Regions from separate parts of the Homo sapiens genome. Here regions 1 and 2 are each linked to region 3. The links are chromatin contacts, found by Hi-C or POLR2A ChIA-PET in ENCODE. All regions are on one chromosome and are shown on one strand. The core of a region is the stretch at or near the end of the contact, and the rest is flanking DNA. Distances in the headings are between cores, read along the strand shown. Region 1 has its middle 21 kb from the start of TRIM67. Region 2 holds the start of PGBD5 (piggyBac transposable element derived 5). Region 3 holds the start of C1orf198 (chromosome 1 open reading frame 198).

The links. Hi-C counts contacts between places; a loop is a spot of excess contacts on that map. ChIA-PET counts read pairs that join two places held with the same protein, here RNA polymerase II (POLR2A). Pooled maps may share reads with other maps.
Region 1: a map of chondrocyte shows a loop between it and region 3 (5-fold over the local background). The contact joins the enhancer-like site here to the promoter of C1orf198 in region 3. A Hi-C loop is called at or near these places in 1 of 168 maps with a recorded cell type or tissue (chondrocyte). POLR2A ChIA-PET finds 5 or more read pairs at or near these places in 3 of 52 experiments (HEK293, WTC11 and activated T-cell).
Region 2: a loop to region 3 is called in a pooled map, with 5 times the contacts of the local background. The contact joins the promoter of PGBD5 here to the promoter of C1orf198 in region 3. A Hi-C loop is called at or near these places in 1 of 37 single-sample maps with no recorded cell type and 6 of 50 pooled maps. POLR2A ChIA-PET finds 5 or more read pairs at or near these places in 1 of 52 experiments (MCF 10A).

What each region holds. Positions count from the first base shown.
Region 1 is chr1:231,138,444-231,143,595 of GRCh38, reverse strand. No RefSeq gene overlaps it. Among named protein-coding and RNA genes, the nearest start is that of TRIM67, 21 kb to the left of the region's middle. Within about 2 kb of position 3,116, at least 2 of the 41 ENCODE cell types and tissues checked have a DNase peak (open chromatin) inside an H3K27ac peak, as active enhancers do.
Region 2 is chr1:230,424,651-230,429,558 of GRCh38, reverse strand. It overlaps PGBD5 (piggyBac transposable element derived 5), which reads left to right and starts at 3,227. Exons shown (of 7, transcript NM_001258311.2): 1 at 3,227-3,961. The coding sequence starts at 3,631. RefSeq lists enhancers at 2,058-2,604, 2,605-3,152 and a silencer at 2,961-3,280.
Region 3 is chr1:230,865,833-230,870,810 of GRCh38, reverse strand. C1orf198 (chromosome 1 open reading frame 198) reads left to right here and starts at 2,290. Exons shown (of 4, transcript NM_032800.3): 1 at 2,290-2,631. The coding sequence starts at 2,299. RefSeq lists an enhancer at 1,727-2,318 and a silencer at 2,142-2,361.

The DNA.
Region 1 (5,152 bases), core at 1,867-4,366, 270 kb before region 3:
TAAAAATGCTACTAATTTTTGTATGTTGATTTTGTATCCTGCAATTTTACTGAATTTGTTTATTAGTTCTAACAGTTTTTTGGTGAAGTCTTTAAGATTTTCTATATATAAAGTCACGTTGTCTGCAAACAGAGATAATTTCACTTCTTCCTTTCCAATTTGGATGCCTTTTATTTCTTTTTCTTGTCTAACTGCTCTGGCTAGGACTTTCAGTACAGTGTTGAATAGAGGTAGTGAGAATGGACATTTTTGTCTTGTTCCTGAATTTACAGGAGAAGCTTTCAAATTTTCACCATTGATAATGATGCTAGCTATAGGCTCCGTTCAGCTCTTGCTTGTCCCTTTTCCTCTTCCTCTGGGGTTGGACCCCATCCCCTGTCCATGTGGCTGATAGCTAGTGTCCTTTTCCCAATAAGACTGTCACTCAGATCCACAAGGATGCTGCATCTTGACCTTGGCTTCATCAACCGGTTTGGATCCCTCAGTTCTAGGGCTGGACTTTTCCATACCCATTGGGATCCTAAGCCACTCTGCATGTGATTGTACTTTTGGAAGCCTTTTCTACATAGGGTTAGCTTGGCCCTGGTTTCTTTCCCTCCTTCTCCATCCTGCACTGCCAGATCTCAGAATGGTTTAGCCTGAGTTCTGAGAGCTGAAGGTTGAGAAGCAAGGGGAGGCAACACCAACATGCATAAGGACCTATAGGTTTCCTCCTCACTCGGGAGAGACAGTGCAGGGAAGGTACACTGGGTGGTGAAGAAGGGAGGGAAGAGGCTTCTCAGGAGAGGGCAAGAAGGGGAAGCACATTCAAGGTGGAGAGCTTAGCCCAGGTACATTGAAGGACAGGGAAACACTCTGTCTGGCTGGAGGGAAGGGTGGGGTTGGGTAAAGAACCCACCTGGGGAAGCCACTATGACTTGAATCCCATTTTTCTTCCCCAAAGCTGCCATGTCCCTAGTCACTGTTTTGCTAAGACATATTCCTTCCCCTAGGTTTTCCCATATCAGAAAGTGGCACCATCTACTACCCAGTTGCTTAAGTAAAATGCCCAGCACTTACCTTGGATGTCTCACTCTTCCCTTGTGTCCCAATTCACCACCAAGTCCTATTGGTTCTACTTGAGTTGATTTCTAATCAGTCCAATTCCACCCTCACCCTTCTAGTCCAGGTTATCATCCTCTTTCCCCTGCACAATCCCAATGCTCTCTTTTGCTAATCTTCCCTTTTTAACTGTTACCCCCTTAATCCATTCTCCATTCGGCAGCTATAGTACATTTTTACAATTTTAAATTCTTTTTTATAATTAATTTTTGTTTATATTTGACACATACCAATTGTACATTTTATAGGGTACAGTGTGATATTTCAATGCATGAATATGTTGTATAATGATCAGATTGGGGTAATTACCATATTATTCACTTTAATCTCTTATCATTTCTTTGTAGTGACAACATTTAAAATCTTATCCTCTAGCTATCTTGAGATACACACTACTTTGTTACTTGCTGTAGTCACTAGTCATCATACCGTGTAATAGAACCCCAGAGCTTATTCTTCCATCTAACTCTAACTCTACACCTGTTGATCAACTACTCCCAGTCCCCTTCTCCCTGCGACCCTCCCCAGCCTCTAGGAACCACTATTCCACTCTCTACTTCTATGAAATAAACAGTTTTTGATTCCACATATGAGTGAAATCATGTAGTGTTTGTCATTCTGTGCCTGGCTTATTTCACTCAACATAATGGCTTCCAGTTCCATCCATGTTGCTGCAAATGACAGGATTTCATTCTGTTTTATGGCTGAATAGTATTGTGTGTGCATATATATATACATTTTTCTTTATCTATTCATTTTCTTCTGCACTTTCTTTACCTATTCGTCTCTTCATCTGCTCATCTTTTCTTTTTTTTTTTTTTTTTGAGATGGAGTCTTGCTCTATCACCCAGGCTGGAGTGCAGTGGCATAATTTCGGCTCACTGCAAGCTCTGCCTCCCGAGTTCAAGCAGTTCTCCTGCCTCAGCCTTCTGAGTAGCTGGGATTACAGGCGTGCGCCACCACACCCAGTTAATTTTTGTATTTTTAGTACAGATGGGGTTTCACCATGTTGGCCAGGCTGTTCTCGAACTCCTGACCTCATGATCCACCCGTCTCGGCCTCCCAAAGTGCTGGGATTACAGGCGTGAGCCACCATGCCCGGCCCATCTGTTCATCTTATCTATTCATCTGTTCTTCTTTTATTCATACCATATTTTCTTTATTCATCTGATGGACAGTTAGGTTGATTCCCATCTCTTGGCTATGGTGAATAATGCTGCAAAAAACACGAAGGTACAGACGTCTCTTTGAAGTGCTGATTTCATTTCCTTTGGATATATACCCAGTAATGGGATTCCTGGATCTACAGTGATTTAAAATACACACACATACACACACACACACACACACACACACACACACACACACACAAAACTATCCTTCTTAATCACTGCTTCAATTTCTTCGATTGCTTCCCCTTGATCTTCTAACAAACAGCTTCCTACCAGGGGCGTCACATCCTGTGAGGACATAGCCCTTGCTGACTCTCCATCTCATGTTCTTCCCTTTGCTCATTGGCTCCAGCCCTTCTGGCCTCCTTGCTGCTCCCAGAATACACTAAGCCCTTTCCAAACTTCTGCCCTTGTACTTGTTCCTGCTTCCCAGAATGCTCCCCACACCCACCCCACCCACGCACATCACCCACCTGGCTGCTGGGGCAGCTTTCTCTGACCACCAATGTAAGTGTCACAGTCCTTCCTCTTTACTGCTATTTTCCCTGGTTCTTTTCCTTTCCTGAAAGAACTTTTCACAATCTGCAATTCTCTCACCTTCTGTTTATTTACTTTTCTGTGGTTTGCTCCCTGGCCAGAAAGCACAGTGTTAAGGGTGAAGACCATGTCGGTCTTGCACACTGTTCTATCCTCAGAGCCTAGCAGTGTGTTATACATAGTAGGTCCTCAAAACTGTAATTGAATGAGTGAATGAATTAGTGATAGATGAGTAAGCAAGAGGAAATGCTGGCCCTATGACCTTGCTCAAGACATTCACATCACTCACATTGCTGAACACAAGGGGGAGGCTGGGATGTGGTCTAGGAGGGAGAGAAGCCTCTCTCAAGCTTGGGAGGGTGCCAGGGCAAACACCAGTGGTATGAATGCCCAAACTTCAAGGGGGCCAGAGAATACACACTCTGAATTCTCTCTGGATCTAGATCTCGCCAAAGGGAGTCCCTGTTTCCAAGCCAAATTCTTCTGGCTGTGGAGGCAGCTACAGAGGCTGGGCGGGCAGGTATCCTACAGTCCCACATGTGACAGAGATTAAAACTCAACCCCACAGGGCCCACCAAGCAGCTTAGCCGCAGAATCTGCCTCTGCTGTTTGCCAGACATTCCAGTACATTCCACTCACCCTTCTCTTTGGCCTCCAGCAGCGGCAAATCCATAAGGGCCTCTTTCACCACACACACATGCCTTGTATGTACAGGCTCCGGGCTATTTAAGCAAGGCCTAGAACTCTGGCTGTGTTTCAAAGATGTAGTGATTCTGGTATTCATAGCTTTAGTGAGGGCTTTGGGCCTTTGGGGTGAAAAGCAGTAAGTAAACTTTAGCTCTTGGAGCCCAGTTGTCTGTGATGTACTTCATATGAAGTACAGTTTACTAGCAGTTCTGACTGCAGCCCTTGTAGAGAAACTCACGATTTGCTCCCTGTGGTCAGCACACAGCACACAGTTCCCAAAGCAATAGTGTGAGGGCATCCTCAGAATTCGTGCTTTGTATAGCACTTCTCATTTCCCAGGAAAGGGATAAGTTCTTGTTAAATGGAAGACCATGTAACCCAGAAAGCCAAGAGTAGGACTGGGGAATTTGCCATTCTCTTCTTCCTTTTCTTCCCCTTAGGCTGTTTGGGAAATCTCATCACCATTATGAAGTCTGTCTACACACCGGGCCCAGAAACGGTCTGCAGGGGGATGTTCCATTGAAGGGAAGGAAATTCTCCTATGAACACTAGGTATCTCAGCCAGCCAAGCTCTGGTCACCAAGCTTGCAAAAGTAAAAAGAAGAAAAGGAAGAGAAAGAATTCTGGACATGAGTTGAGGCCGCTGAAGGGAAGCCAAGAGGCAAGGATATTTGAAATGTCACTGGCTGGAGGTATTTAGAGGAGAGCTGCAAAAAGGAATAGATGAGTCATAGAGGAAATGGAAACCTCCCTGTTGGCCAGGAAATAAAGTCACAGGACAACTTATTGAAGACCTTATGTTTTCAACTATTTATAGCAGAGTAAAGAAATAACTGGTTTGGCCAAAAGGCTGCACATGAAGCCTCTGTCCAAGGTCACAGAGCAACTTTCATTGGAGGTTGGAGGCCCAACATGGGGCTGAAGGCCACCCATGCCACAGTTTTTGAAAAGCTCATGATGTTCCAGGGGTGCTACATTCCTTATCTTGTCTAAACATTACAATAACTCTGGAAAATTGGCATTTTGATCCCTATTTTCAGATAAGCAAACTGAGGTTCAGACATGGCTACATTTTTCTTTTTCTTCTAAAGTCATAAAGCTAGTAGGCCACACTTAGCTCCCTTATCCCTCTGTGGGGTGATACAAGACAGCATGGTATATTGAAAAGGACACAGATTCTGGGATCAGACAGGCTTAGGTTTGAACCCCAACTCTTACCACTTACTAAATGAGTGACCTTGGGGAAACCTCTTTGGAGTTCAATTTCTTTATCTGTAATAATTGGTATTATTCCTCAAGAAAACACTTGCAAACAGAATTCAACAATACATTAAAAAGATTATACACCATGAGCAAGTAGAATGTATTCCTGGAACGTAAAGATGGTTCAACATATGAAAATGATCAGTGTAATATACCACATTAACAAAATAAAGAGGAAAAAACCACGTGATCACCTCAATTGATGCAGAACATGCATGTGACAAAATTCAACACCCTTTCATGATAAAAACACTAAATAAAGTAGGAAGAGATGGAAACTACTTCAACATGATAAAGTCCTTATATGACATGCCCACAACTAATATCATTCTCAATGGTGAAGTATGCAAGGCTTCTCCTTTAAGATCAGGAACAAATCAGGGATGCTTACT
Region 2 (4,908 bases), core at 1,978-4,477, 440 kb after region 3:
TGCCTGACCTCATATACCCCTTGGTGTGCCAGGCCACAGGCCTGCTGAGAACCACTGGAAGAAGGAAATTGAATCTAGTTATTGTATGAAAACCTTGGATTAGGTAAAACAAAACAAAACAAAACAAAACAAACAAAACATCAGCATCAAGATCTTATTTCTCTGCTCTATGCTCTCCAGTGCCTCCCCATATCACTCCAAATAAAATCTGAAGTCTTGCAAGATTTAACACCCACCCAACTTCCTCTTTGATTTCATCTGCTACCACTTCTCTCTCAGCTCTGTCATCTGCCTCCTCAGTGCTGGCTGACCACAGCTAGCATGCTCCTGCTTGGGGGACACATAGAGTGGGAGGCCAGTAGCTTGGATGAGTTAGGAGCACTTGTGTAAGAAATGCAGCATACCAAATGCTCTGAGTGACTTGGAGGAGCATATTCTGGAGAAAACCTGGGCATTGACAGCTCTGAGTTAGAAAGTAAACAAGGATAGTGAGATTCTGAATGTGAAATTCGGAAAACTTTAATCAATTAATTTATATTTTATCTGTATGCATGCAATAGAGTGATACGTAATAAAAATCTGTCCAAAAATTATGATCAAATAGCTTTTTCAATAAGTTTAAATTATAATTAGAACAGAAAAGGAACCATTGTATCATAGTTTCCTATGGCAGCACTTTTTTCTTTTTTAGTGATACATAAAACAATGGTTCACTGTACCATGAAAGGAGGTTTAGACTTAATGAAATATGGTGCTTAGCCCTAGTTACATAAAAGCATGAACCATTGGTTTAACAAAACCTAAGGAATCTACTACACAAATGAATTGCTTTTTACTACCTTGAGCTGTTTGGGAAAACCATAAAACCAAAAGCTCAATATTAATCTAAAATTATTTAATTATATTTTATAATTAAATTATTTGGAAGATGTTTTCAAATGACTCAAAGTTAAAAGATCTCAGTGTGATATATATTCTATAATTACTCTCAGAAATGATGTTACTAATAAAAGTTAATGATGTAGAATCATAATCGTCATTATCAAATAGGAGGATGCCAGCCAGAGGAGAAAGCTTTTGTTTTGCAATTGTTTTGTCCCCTCACTCCTTCTCTTACCACAGTGAGAAGCAGTCATCTGTTTTCAAAGGTTGGAATGTTTTTACTTTTCTTGTTTGGAAACTGGCTTAAACAAATGTAAGTGCTATAAAATACTTCACTCTAAGTTGAAATATTCATCTAATTTTTATTGGACAAGCTTTGAAGTAACAATTTGACTTCTCAGTGTTTCTTTTGTGTCCATATAATCCTCTCCTCAGTGTTGCATGTGGTGTGAGCTACAAGCATTTGTGAGCCTAGGAAGCACAAGGCCCCAAGGTTTCCTGGGAATTAGCACCATACAAATGCAAATTAGGGACACCGGAAGACTCTGTCCATCCTTGCCACTGCTGTTGTTTTGTTCCTTGGTTCCTTATGGGTAGCAAAGCAATTCATCGTTTTTAAAACACGTACCTTAGCTGTTGACTTTTTCATTGGCTAGCTGGAGAAGAAAAGAAGGAACTCTTTCCTACAGATTTTAACTCTCTGAATCCCATTCAATTATTTTTTCCATTCAACTATTTAAAATAGATAACATGAAATCTTGCAGGAGCCTCACACAATTCCTAATTGCAGAATTTGAACTTGAGCTATGGAGTCTTACTCTTCTTCTTGCATCTTCAACCTATGCTTTACTATCACCCTTTTTGATAAGTCAGATTACCTGTACTCTCTTCAACAACTTTCAGCTGGTTAGCACAGTATATAGGTATGTTGGAAACCAGATATTTTCCGTGGCATAATTCTTCCAAGAGAGTAAAAATGCTTTGCAAGCACTTCCTCATTTTTCAGCCAATCCACATAGCAAGGAAAGTTCCATGAATCTTTTCCTTTTTATATATTGTCTGTTAGTGATGATCATGAACCTATGCCTGTGCAGAGCCCCTGATGTGGAAGGAGGAACCACAGGGGCTGGGGAGGGGAGGGCATGAGTGAAGGTTCCTGCTCGACACTAGAAGTGACCCCACTTGGCGGCAAAATGGTCCTTCATCCTTTATGCATTCGTAGAAATCGCAACATGCCTTTCTGTTTCATGTAACTACAATTTAGTTAATGCTCAGTAGGATTTGTAAGCCCTTCACATCTCTGAGGATTTATTTTATTTCAGAGTGAAAGTGACTTTATGGCCCATTTACCATTAGTGTGACTTATTGCATTATTCGAAGGAGGAGGAGGGGAGCAAGAAGACAAGGCAGTCTCCGTTACGCGTATCGCCATCAACAGGATGACCACCACACATTCCTGCCCAAGGAAGAGGGGCGGATGCAACCTTTCTGTGCTATTGTTTATGAGAGCACTGAAGCCTGGGTGATCATGCAATATTTCAGTACATGAGTGTTTCAAGTGTGTGTGTGAAGGAGATATTAAAATAGAGGTGTGAGAGTAATTAGTATTTGGAAGTAATGGATATTTTGAGTTCAAAAGATGCCACACGTCAACGATGATGAGGAATGACTAGCTACTTAACTCCAGTGCTGGCACCCTTAAATTACAGGGATACTGAAGCGAGACGGAGTTAGCATCTGACCAGCGACCAACAGTGGACCGGCGAGGCGGGCTCCTAATTAGAGCGAGATTCCCAGAAGCTGGACAGCCCCTGTATTTATGGGAGCATGCGGCGCAGCTGGCAGTGACCCCCAGGAAACCTCGGCAGCAGCCGCCGCCGCGGGTGTGGTGACCTCGGGCCCGCCGCCTACCTGGAGCGTTTCGGCGGCGCCTGGTTCAGAACCACCGGGGCGGACAGCTCCCTGGAGCTGCACGCGGACTGCGGAAGGGGACAGTGAGCGGGATCGGCCCGCACTCCGTCCGCGGGCCCGGACCGCTGGAAGCACCCGGGTCCCCCTCCCCTCCTGTTCCCCGGTCCCGCCCTCCCCCTCCCGCGCTGCGCGTGGCGGTCCCGGGCTGCGCGTCCCTGTAGGAGGAGACCGGCACTGCCGCCGGCGGCCCTCCCCCTAACCGCCAGCCCCGGCCGCGCGCCCCGCCCCGCCCCGCGGAGGAGGGTGGGGGCGTTCCCCGCGCCGGGCCCGCCCAGCTCCCCCGCGGCTGTCCGGGCCGGGCTCCCCATTGGCCGGCGGGCGGGAGGTGAGGGGCGGCAGGGCCCGCCTCTGGCGGCTCGCGCCCGGGAAGGTCGGCAGCCGAGCGCCGGAGGCCGTGGAGAGGGCGGGCAGGGAGGCGGCGGGCGCCGAGGAGACGCAGCGGCGGCGGTGGTGGCGGTGGTGGCGGCGGTGGCGGCGGCGGCGCCTGGTCTCGGCCGCAGCCTCTGCGTCCCGCCCGCTCTGGGTCGCCCCTGCCAGCCCCGCGCGCGGCTCGCCTCCCGCCGCGGCCCGCAGCCTGCGGCGCCCGAGCTCCGAGGGCGCTTCCCCGGGCGCTGGGCCCGAGGCGGCCAAGACGGCGGGCCGGCCGGGCACGGGGCGGCGGGCGCTGTGCTGCGGGCTGCGCTGGTGGGGGGCGGCGGGCCGCGGCGCGGGCCCAGGGCCCGGCGTGTGCGGCTGGGAGGCACTGTGGGGGCGGGCGCGCGGGCGGCGGCCGGGGCCATGGCCGAGGGCGGCGGGGGCGCGCGGAGGAGGGCGCCGGCGCTGCTCGAGGCTGCCCGCGCGCGCTACGAGAGCCTGCACATCTCGGACGACGTGTTCGGCGAGTCCGGCCCGGACAGCGGCGGGAACCCCTTCTACAGCACCTCGGCCGCCTCGCGCTCCTCCTCGGCCGCCTCCTCGGACGACGAGCGCGAGCCCCCGGGACCCCCAGGGGCCGCCCCGCCACCGCCCCGCGCCCCGGACGCACAGGAGCCGGAGGAGGACGAGGCCGGCGCGGGCTGGAGCGCAGCGCTGCGGGACCGCCCGCCCCCGCGCTTCGAGGATACCGGCGGTAAGGGGCTGCCCGCGGGTGGATGTCGGGGGCGGCGCTGGAACCGGGCGCGGGGGAGGCGTGGGTGCTGGGGCGGGCGAGTCCAGACTCTCCGTGGGCTGGCTTGTGGGTGTCTCTCCGGAAACAAATGAGGCTGCAGGAGCGGTGATCGGTCTGACTGCTCCTGGGGGCTCCGAACCCGTGGGTGGAGAGGGTAAGGCGGAGGCCGTGGCCAGCACTTTTCCAGTGACAATGTCGTCGGGGACCTTTTCCTTCACTTCCTGGGAGCACCCCAGCCCCTGCATGGGAAGTCTGTCACACCTGTGGGTCGGACTTTTAGGGGTGGATTGAAGTTAGGCTTTCCTAGTTGAGGGGGCTTTTCTGAAAGCCCGGCGTGGCTGGTGGAGGCAGGGGGAGTCGTTTTTTCACTGACAGCCCAAGAGCAAGCCTTACAGCAGGTGACGCGGGCGAGGCAGGTAGGAGTTGGCCCAGTGAGAGTTGAGAGAGAGGCCACCCGCGGCGTCTTGACTTGGCTTAGTTTTCTCCTTAATCTGAGAAACTTTCCCTGTCCGCGCCATTCCAGATCTCTTGTTAAGAATGGGGAGGAGTGAAGGAAGGGACCGATTGGGCAGCGTTAAGGTGCTTGCTTTTCCGCCAGAAGGTACTTTCAGGTGTGTCCTGCTTACCACTGTGGCCACAGACAAGCCCCGAATACCTGGAGAAGGTGGCTAGGGTGCTGGCAGCTGCGGCTGCCCCACTCCTCTTCACTGTCTGTTTTTGTGGGAGTTGGCTGTTGAAATATCACCACTTCCTCTGCAGAAGCTCCGCAGCCTCTGCCTTCTTTGAAAGCTGCAGACCAGCCGCCCTCTCATGCTGGTATTTCTTGTTCCACGGCCTTCTGTAGCAGGCCCGTGCTCCTGCATGCTGTGTTCTTCCGTAGAAGTGCGCGCAACCGGTGTTGATGAGGG
Region 3 (4,978 bases), core at 1,041-3,540:
GCTTTGCCCTCCTGACCTAACCATCTCCCCAAAGGCCCCACATCATCTTACCAGTTAGCATTTCAACATATGAATTTTGGGGGGATATAAACATTCAGACCATGTAACCTAATTACATATTTGGAGTTTGGCTTTTTTTCTTTTTTTCTTTCTTTCTTTTTTTTTTTTTTTAGACAGAGTCTCCCTCTGTCGCCCAGGCTAGAGTGTTGTGGCGCGATCTTGGCTCACTGCAACCTCCGAGTCCCTGGTTCAAGTGATTCTCCTGCCTCAGCCTCCCGAGTAGCTGGGATTACAGGCACGTGCCACCACGCCCAGCTAATTTTTGTATTTTTAGTAGAGACGGGGTTTCACCATGTTAGGCAGGGTGGTCTCGATCTCCTGACCTCATGATCCACCCGCCTCGGCCTCCCAAACTGTTGGGATTATAGGCGTGAGCCACCGTGCCCGGCCGGAGTTTGGCTATTTTTATTCCCTCCAGGAGTAGATAAAGATATATGTAAAAAAAAAAGTTTCTAATTTCAGCCAAGTCATCTGTTAGAGCCATACTTTAATTCCCCTGAGTTTCTTCTTATAATCTGGAAGAATTTTTCTTTCAGTTAGCCCCTTATCATCCAGATCATGGACTTTACATACTTTGGCCAATGTCCCTGAATTATCTCACGCTTTTATTATCTTGAAAACTTCTTTGACAATCAATTATTGCCAGACCCAAAACACCTCATGGGGTTGTGGTTTTTTTTTTTTTGAAAGCAACAATTATTTCCACAACTGCTTTGAAAACAGCATGAGACCAAGTTTCTAAGGGTACGGACAGCTTCTTATGTGAATATCAAAGCAAGCCTGGGGATGTTAATTAATTTCAAGAATATATCTTTAAACATTACCTATATTATTAAACAAGGATTAGAGGAGAGAAATCAGTGGGATTCAGGTCAATGTATTGAGCTTCTCTAGCATCAACTCAAACAGAAGATCATACTCCAAAAAACTGTCCTTAAACTTCCGGTCTCATAAATAATCCGCCACTTACTGTGGAGACTATATTTGGTGGTGCTTGCCTTTCCCTGCTTCAATATATTATGTTGTGAACATTGTTGATAATAATGTCTTTAACTGTAGAGCCTGCCACATTCATGACATTCCAAAAATATTCTGAGGATTTCTGGGCCGGAAGATGAGGCCATCTCACATTTAAAATAGGACTTTGCAAGTTATTTCTACTTTTGTGTTCAGAACTATCCAGGCAAAGACCCTGGATAACAGCTGAAATGCTGGTTTTTGTTTTTGTTTTTTTATTTTACGAGTGGACACAATTCTCACCTGAGTCCTGTTAGTCTTGTTAAAATCAGTCAGATGGAGAGAGGGGCTTGGGGGAAGTGGGGGCTCGCTATAATTTTAATTTTGTGGTCTGTCTGGGACACACCTCAAAATTACAAACCCTGGCCCCCTACCTGTTGGGATGTCGCCTCTGAGTCTGAAAACTTTCTGCTCCTCTTTGGTTTGTTTGCAAACGTCGAACTGCCAAGAGTTCTGAGCTCCTTGGGTTGGGGAAAGGCACCTGGGCCACCGGGTACTTCATGCACCCACCTGGCCCCGAGGGGCGGCGGGAGCTGACTTTCCTTGAGCACCAGATGCCCCGAACCGGTCCAGCCTTCCAGGTCGCCCTCCAGCCTCCGGGCTGCCCTGCGCCCCCGGCTATCTGCAGCTCACCGCGCCAGGCCCCGGGCCCAGCGTCCTGGACGGGCCCAGAGAAAGCAGAGAAGGTGTGGCTCGTCCCAGAAAGGGACAGAAGGAAAGGAGTAAAAACAGAAGCCAGGCAGCCAGCGGCTTGGCCTGAAATGCTGGGGCTTTCTTAGGCTCACTGGAGGTTGAAAAAAGTTTCCTTTGTCAAGCAGTGGCCACGTGGCGCTATGGCGGTCACTACCGGGAATTAACCACGGCCACCCTCTCAGAGCGCCGGGCGCGGACTCAGGGACACGCCGGCTACCACCTGAGCCGGGTAAGGGGAGCCCGAAACCTGCGGGCACCGCGGTAATCCACTATGGAGGCGTAAAGGGGGACTCGTGGGGTCCGCGAGGGGGTGGCGGGGGGGGGCCCGGAGGGAGGAGCTCCCGGGGAGGGGGCCACGGAGGGCCGGGGTCCCGGGGCTTGGGGAGCTGGGTTGGCTTGGAGACCCGGGTACGCGGCGGTGCAGGGCGGGGTTCCCGGAGGGGGCGGGGCTCCGGGTGGCGCGGGGCGGGGCGAGGGCGGGCACAGCGAGGGGCGGGGCGCGGGCCGGGAGCGGCGGGCAGGCCGGGCATGGCGTCCATGGCGGCGGCGATCGCGGCTTCGCGCTCGGCGGTCATGAGCGGGAACCGGCCTCTGGACGACCGGGAGCGAAAGCGCTTCACTTACTTCTCGTCGCTGAGCCCCATGGCCAGGAAGATCATGCAGGACAAGGAGAAGATCCGCGAGAAGTACGGGCCCGAGTGGGCGCGGCTGCCGCCCGCGCAGCAGGACGAGATCATCGACCGGTGCCTGGTGGGGCCGCGCGCCCCGGCGCCCCGAGACCCCGGGGACTCGGAGGAGCTCACGCGCTTCCCCGGCTTGCGCGGGCCCACGGGCCAGAAGGTGGTGCGCTTCGGGGACGAGGTAGGTGCGGGCCTGGCCGCGGACCCTCTTCCCCTCCCGGCGCCCCGAGGCGCCCCGGCCCGGTGGGCACCTGCCGGCGTGAGGCCGCCCCAGCTGGTAGGGGCTGGAAAAGAAAAGGCAGGAATGGCAGTGGGTGGGAGGGGAGCCCCAGAGCCGAAGTTCGGGGGGTGGGGGCTCCGCTGGGGGAGTTGGTTAAGAGATCGCCGAGAGGTGGGTCGTTAAAGAACCTCCATCTAGACCTGATCCGCCGGCTCGCACGGACTCCAGAGACTTCTCCCGGAGCTGTCGTAAGCGAGGCTGACCAAAGTGGAAACAACAAGCAATTTTAAACCAGACAAGCCTGGGTTTTAATCCAGCTCTGCTACTTACTACCTGTATGGCGGTGGGTCAATTAACTTCTTAGAGCCTCAGTTTCCACTGTGTAAAACGGGGGTAATAACGCCACCCCGTGCCTGCCCGTGAAGGGACTGAGCAAATGATATATACTAACATGAATACTTGTGATGAGATGTATGGGGAAAGTAAAATTGCCAAGCCAGGTAACAAGGAAGAAAAGGTGTCTTCCAAGATAAGGAGGGAAACCCATCCATCACCCTAAGATGTTTTCCAAGTGAGCACAATGCCCAGCGTATGTTTTAAGGGTGAGCATGGTGGCCCTGTTTTCCACCAAAAAACTAAGGGACGATAAGTTTAAATGAGCTCCAGTAAGTCTTGGCCACATAACAGGGCATGTTTAGGTCTCAGATCTAGACACTGTCCAGACTGCTAGAGGGACAGTCATTTGTGAAGGTAGAAACGCTGAATCTGTTCCAGAAAAAGCTCAGGGATGACCCACACTTAGTCACAAACGCCTGAATCTTCTGTAGGGTTCAGAAACTTGGTCTTCTTTTTCTTAGAAATGTGTTTAACCGAAGCCTGTTTGGTGCCATTAGAATTTGCACTGTGACTCTTTGGCGTTTCAAACTCAACTTTTGCCGTGAGGAGCAAAGTCAAGCTGAGCAAAGAGTGTAGGAATGAAATCGCTCGCTGTTAAGGCTGTTTCTTGGGCTAGAGGAAGGAGAAGCTGGGAGAGATTTTTTCCGAGGAAGTTGTGGATTGTGGATGGAATTCAAGTTAAGGAGGTTTAGATCAGATTTTCAGGCTTGGGTGTGCTGAGACATTTATTAATACGAAGTGTTCATGGTCATAAACCCACTTTAATGTGAGGGAAAAGTGAAATGACTGAAGGATGCTGCCAGTGTTTCTTTATTCTGATGGAATCAAAAGGAAATTCTCTACTGGACTTCAAATTCTGATGGCTTTGCCAGGAAAAACAAGGGTGTGGTAAACTGGGGAGGGGAAAATATAGGTTTTAAAATGTATTCCTAGAGCTGAAACATTTTCAGTGGGAAAATAGGCGTATTTATAAAGACTTGTGTGCAGTGTTTGCGCCCAGATTTGGGGGATGAAAAAGCAGGCAGCACTCCTTTGGAAGAGTCACGAATAAATATGACAGGAAGTAAACTTCTAAGTACTTACAAATGTTGGAGAGTGACTGTCATTTTCCCTTAGCTTGGTGTCCAGCTAAGAATATCTACACGCCTACTCATGATGAAAAAGCCCATGTCATAGAAGAGCCCAGTATTACTGACAAGGAAGAATGTGGCCAAGTTAATTTTTTATTCTCATTCCTCATCTGGTGCCAGACTGAGCCGTTTCTGAATTTGTAAACTCAATGTGATTTAAAAGCAAGTGGAACTGTGCCGTGCTGTGGTGCCTGTATGTCCTTCCAGGAGTAACTCAGGAGAATTGAATCTCAGCTTTGCAAAACCAGCTGAGAGCATGTTCTGAAATGCCTCTGACCAGCCTCAGCTCAGACAGCAGAGGGGCAGATAGACCCTGAATTTTAACAGAGGTACATAGGAACATGGCCCAGGGTACATTTTTGCCTGCAGTGTCTGCGTAGGTTAATAGCAGTAGGGAATTTAAATTCCCCTGGACTGCGCCAGAGGTAGGCACCAAAGTGGAGTCAGTTGTCTCATTGTTGTCCCCAGGAGATCATTCATGGAGGAGGGCCAGCTCCTGGGCACAGGGATGATGGATAAGGACAGGATAGGCTGCTGAACAGAGGTACCCCCAAATAGGTGACCCCAAGTTTGTCCTAAAGGACTGTAAACTAGATAGAGTGGGGCCCAATGTCTCTTCCCACTTGATCAGTCTTCTGATGTGGTCCTGGGGCCTCCACAGCCCTTTCCGCTGCCCTGAAGGACACTGCCTATTTCTTTGAATGGTATCCTCTCCCCCATTGCCAGTAATGTTTTTCTATCTCACATAGCAACGTTTTAAGTCAGAGCATGCAAATACAGCC